Linked DNA regions of Mus musculus: region 1 is linked to region 2. Evidence: chromatin loops called from intact Hi-C (ENCODE). Cell type or tissue: left cerebral cortex. All regions are shown on one strand.

Region 1 (2,500 bases), 88 kb after region 2:
TCCTTAATCTTGAAGTCAAAATTTTACTATTTCTTAAATCAAAAGACAACAAAATAATTTAAGAACATAATAGTCTGGGAATTAAAATTCATTGCCACCTTTCTCATCACCAGTCTCAAAATCCACCCCTTTTTAATATATGTATATATTATATGTAAATATATATAACTATTATTTTATTTTATGTGTATGAGTGTTTTGCCTGCAAGTCTGTTTTGTCTAATGTGCCGAGTGCATGCCTACTGGGCCTGTGAGCTGCCCTATGCCTTTTAGGAAGCAAGCCAAGGTCCTCTGGAGGAGCAATCTGGACTCTTAAAGAGAGTCCTAGCTGAGCTATCTCCGCAGCCACAAAAGATGGCAGTCTTTCCAGGAAAAACTGCAACAAAGGCTGTCGTTGTCAATGAGACTCTCCGAGGTTCACAATATCTCTCAACCACAACAAAAATTTGAGAAGGTGGGCTGTTTACTGCTTAAATTCTAAGCCTCTTTCCATTGAACACCCAGAATGGTCTTCCCAGGATGGCCTTGGACACAAACTTTTCAAAGTCACCCTTTCCCTCAAGAGAAGGGCACCCTGGGAACCTGCTCCAGGAAGTGTCCTGAAAAGACCCAATTCCGCCCCCTAGAGCGGACCTGTTAGGGGCGTGGCTCACAGACGCCCCGCCTCAGTCTTCCAGTCTGGGCGGAACTAGAAGTGTTCACCCAACCCGGGCCCCGTAGAGACTATGGAGGCGTGGTCGAATGAAGCCACACCCCTCCCTCGCTGACAGTTCTGAAGCCCGGTTCAGCCCCGCCTTCTGTACCGCCCAGCTAGTTCTGAGTCCTAGCTCGGCTCCGCCTCAGGCGCACGCGCGGCCGATGGCCGGCGCCCACTGTGCGTCACTCAGGCCCCTGCCCCGCCCCCGCCGTGCCGCGCCGCGCCGCGCCTCAGAGCCGGGACGGCGGGGCGGGCCTTGCGGCCCAGGCCCATGCCCAGAGCCCGCCCCGCCCTCAGGCCCTATGTAAAGTTGGCGGTGGCCGAGTCGGAGGCGTCGGTGGGAACTCACGAGCCTTGCACGCAGAGGCTCTCAGCGCCCCGTCTCCCGCGCCACGGTGTCCCCTTATTCCCATACGGGCGCTGTGGGAGGCTGAGGACGGCATGCGGGACTACGACGAGGTGACCGCCTTCCTAGGCGAGTGGGGGCCCTTCCAGCGCCTCATCTTCTTCCTGCTCAGCGCCAGCATCATCCCCAATGGCTTCAATGGTATGTCCATCGTGTTCCTGGCGGGGACCCCGGAGCACCGTTGCCTTGTGCCTCACACCGTGAACCTGAGCAGCGCGTGGCGCAACCACAGTATCCCGTTGGAGACGAAGGACGGACGACAGGTGCCTCAGAAATGCCGCCGCTACCGACTGGCCACCATCGCCAACTTCTCTGAGCTAGGGCTGGAGCCGGGGCGGGACGTGGACCTGGAGCAGCTGGAGCAGGAGAGCTGCCTGGATGGCTGGGAGTACGACAAGGACGTCTTCCTGTCCACCATCGTGACAGAGGTAGGTGACAGCCCCCCTATCAGGGTCTGGTGACATCGCGGCGACGGTTGTAGCCCTTCGTCCAACGCACAGGCTGATGAGCATCCTCCAGTCAGGTGGCCCAGGAACATTTTATGAGATGACTTCTAGCCATAGTACGCCCCTCAGGGGACAAGTGTCTGGCAGACCATCCGTCCATAGGGTCCCATTGAAGATAGAGTCCAGAAGGTTCTGCCCCTTAGGAGATGCCCTGAGACCCTGAGGGGTGGGACTTTCTCGAGGTAGTGATGTGATTCAGAGGGGCCGGATTCAGACTTGCTCCAGAGAAGAGGCCACAGTTTTAGCCTCTGTTCAGAAAGGAAAGACTCTTTGCAGAACTTTTTAAAGTTAAAGAAACGTGTGTTCCAAACTCTCTACCTTTTCTGGAGTTATTCTTTCTTCCCTCACCTGTCCTCATCCCAAAATGAAGGCTTGCCATGCCCCAGGAGAAACTGTTTTCCATTTGCCCGCGATGGATTGTTACTTCTTAAGGACCCATGTGTCTGCAGATCTATCCAGGGTGACTTGTTGGTATGGAGTCTTTTCCACAGTATTCTGGGACAAGATCACTGGAGAGGTTCGGTAAGGCATGTAAGGTTACTCTGAAAAGCGATGGAAACCTAATTCCTCATCCCCTTGCACTTTATTCTTGGGTGACTTTGACATTTCTCAGTCACTCTGCTGGGGGTGTGGCAGGCCATTTAATGGTGCATGTGGATGTGTTTGGGGACTTGGGCACCAACTGTAGTTTCCTGGAGGCTCAGCAGTATTGAATATGCAGAATATGAGAAGAATCTTCTGTGATACTATTGAGCAACTGGTTCATTGAGTATCAGGGATTGGGATTGGCCAGTTGGAGATAGTTTCTTGGTGAGTTTAGTTAGCCCTTAGGTCTAGATCCAACATCAAGAAATGGTTTCAGGAGCAGTAGGGAGAAGCTAGGAGTACCTG
Region 2 (2,500 bases):
GTTAAATTTTTATATTTGCTTAAGTCGATTTGATGAATAACTGAATGATTTCTTAATCTTTAAAAACATAAAGCACAGAACAGAGCCTAGAAATTGAAATTCATTGCCCACAGCCTCATGACCACAGCCTCAAAATTTGTCTCAATCTCTTAATGATTATTATAATATGACATTATGTGAGTGGGCGTTTTGATTGCATGTATGTCTGTGCACTATATGTGACAGGGGACCAGAAAAGGGGATTAGTTCCCCCGGAACTGGAGTTACCAGAAGGTTGTAAGCCTCCAATGCGTGCTGGGAATTGAACTCAGGTCCATTGAAGGAGAAGACTTTTGGTGGGATACAATCCCTTTCTGACCCATAACAAAAAGTTGAGAGGGTGTTTCATACCGAAATCCTACGCCTTTCTCCAAGTCAACACCCAGCTTGGTCACAACTTCCCCCAAAGGAGCCCTGGGGACCAGCTCGGGGTTGTGGCTTGAGAAGACCCATCCCTCCCTCTAGCAGCAGCTTCGGGGCGGGGACTACAGCGGCCCCGCCCCCAGCCCGACTCGCTCGGGGGGTGTGGCTTGAGAAGACCCGTCCCTCCCTCTAGCAGCAGCTTCGGGGCGGGGACTACAGCGGCCCCGCCCCCAGCCCGACTCGCTTGCTCTCGACTGGGAAGGACTTTACCTCAGGGCGTTCCTCAGCGAACAGCTCAGAGTAGTAGGCAAGGGACTCCTAGGCTCCCTCACACCCGCGCAGTTCTGAAGCCAGGCTCCATCCCGCTTCCGCACTGTCCAGCCAGCTCGGAGACCGGGACCAGACCCGCCTCACGTACAGGCGCGTCCAGTGCCCACTACGGATCACTCAGACTCCTGCCGCGCCCACCCCACGGTTCGCCTCAGGACTGCACGGCCGGCCTTGCAGTCTAGGCCAGACTCCGCGCGGAGTCCATCATGGCCTCACGTCCTCGGTGTCTCTGGCGCTGGCGGGGTCTGAGGCGGCGGGAGGAACTCACGAGCTTCTCCGTGTGGAAAACGTCTCCCGACGCTTTCTCGAACTCCTCTTCGACGAGTGACTGGTGCTCCGCGTGCACGGACAAACCGTGCGCCGCCCACTGCGCCCGAGTATCCTCGGATTCCCGGCGGGACGCCGTGGGCTGCCGACTCTATGCTTGACTACGACGAGGTGACCGCCTTCCTGGGCGAGTGGGGGACCTTCCAGCGCCTCATCTTCTTCCTGCTCAGCGCCAGCATCATCCCCAATGGCTTTACTGGGTTGTCAGCCGTGTTCCTGACGGCGATCCCGGAGCACCGTTGCCGGATACCAGACACCGTGAACCTGAGCAGCGCGTGGCGCAACCACAGTATCCCGATGGAGACGAAGGACGGACCAGAGGTGCCTCAGAAATGCCGCCGCTACCGACTGGCCACCATCGCCAACTTCTCTGAGCTAGGGCTGGAGCCGGGACGGGACGTGGACCTGGAGCAGCTGGAGCAGGAGAACTGCCTGGATGGCTGGGAGTACGACAAGGACATCTTCCTGTCCACCATCGTGACAGAGGTAGGTGACAGCCCCCCTGTCAGGGTCTGGTGACATCGCAGGCAATGGTTGTTCCTTAGTTTAACCACAAGCTCCCTGGTGATGAGCATCCTTTAAGAACATTTTATGAGATGACTTCTAGCCATAGTACGCCCCTCAGAGGACAAATGTCTGGCAGACCATCCGTCCATAGGGTCCCATTGAAGATAGAGTCCAGAAGGTTCTGCCCCTAGGAGATGCCCTGAGACCCTGAGTGGTGGGACTTTCTCGAGGTAGTGATGTGATTCAGAGGGGCCGGATTCAGACTTGCTCCAGAGAAGAGACCACAGGTTTTAGCCTCTGTTCAGAAAGGAAAGACTCTTTGCAGAACTTTTTAAAGTTAAAGAAACGTGTGTTCCAAACTCTCTACCCTTTCTGGAGTTATTCTTTCTTCCCTCACCTATCCTTACCCCAAAATGAAGTCTTGCCATGCCCCAGGAGAAACTGTTTTCCATTTGCCAGCGATGGATTGTTACTTCTTAAGGACCCATGTGTCTGCAGATCTATCCAGGGTGACTTGTTGGTATGGAGTCTTTTCCACAGTATTCTGGGACAAGATCACTGAAGAGGTTAGGTAAGGCATGTAAGGTTACTCTGAAGAGCGATGGAAACCTAATTCCTCATTCCCTTACACTTTATTCTTGGGTGACTTTGACATTTCTCAGTCACTCAGCTGGGGGATGTGACATGCTGTTTAATGGTGCATGTGGATGTGTTTAGTGACTTGGGCACCTGGGGTTTGTACCCACTCCTCTATCCCCATAATAGAAAAATAATCCTCATTATGTATGAGGTCAAGAGGTACTTTTTGGAGCTAGAGAGATAATTCAGTGGATAAGAGTGCTTACTGCTCAATCATAAAGAAAGACCTAATTTTAGATACAAGCCCCTTGGGGAAAAAAATGGAGGAAAGAATTAAAGAGGTTCTCATATAAAG

What was found. Hi-C counts contacts between places; a loop is a spot of excess contacts. Peaks named below come from ENCODE experiments on the same cell type or tissue, not always from the same donor. Only the 100,000 strongest peaks of a DNase experiment are listed, where the experiment ranks them.
Region 1: it touches region 2 in a loop (2.9-fold over the local background); 3 of 42 quality-filtered maps call a loop at or near these places.

The regions. Positions count from the first base shown.
Region 1 is chr11:53,890,178-53,892,677 of GRCm38, reverse strand. Slc22a5 (solute carrier family 22 (organic cation transporter), member 5) reads left to right here and starts at 975. Exons shown (of 10, transcript NM_011396.3): 1 at 975-1,531. The coding sequence starts at 1,139. In left cerebral cortex, no CTCF peak of the experiment used is centred here; DNase peaks (open chromatin) are centred at 774 and 1,314; H3K4me3 peaks cover 1,912 bases; H3K27ac peaks cover 1,065 bases.
Region 2 is chr11:53,978,510-53,981,009 of GRCm38, reverse strand. It overlaps Slc22a21 (solute carrier family 22 (organic cation transporter), member 21), which reads left to right and starts at 677. Exons shown (of 10, transcript NM_019723.3): 1 at 677-1,545. The coding sequence starts at 1,153. It overlaps Gm30927 (predicted gene, 30927), which reads right to left and starts at 979. Exons shown (of 4, transcript NR_168634.1): 1 at 673-979. In left cerebral cortex, no CTCF peak of the experiment used is centred here; DNase peaks (open chromatin) are centred at 625, 923 and 1,107; H3K4me3 peaks cover 1,305 bases.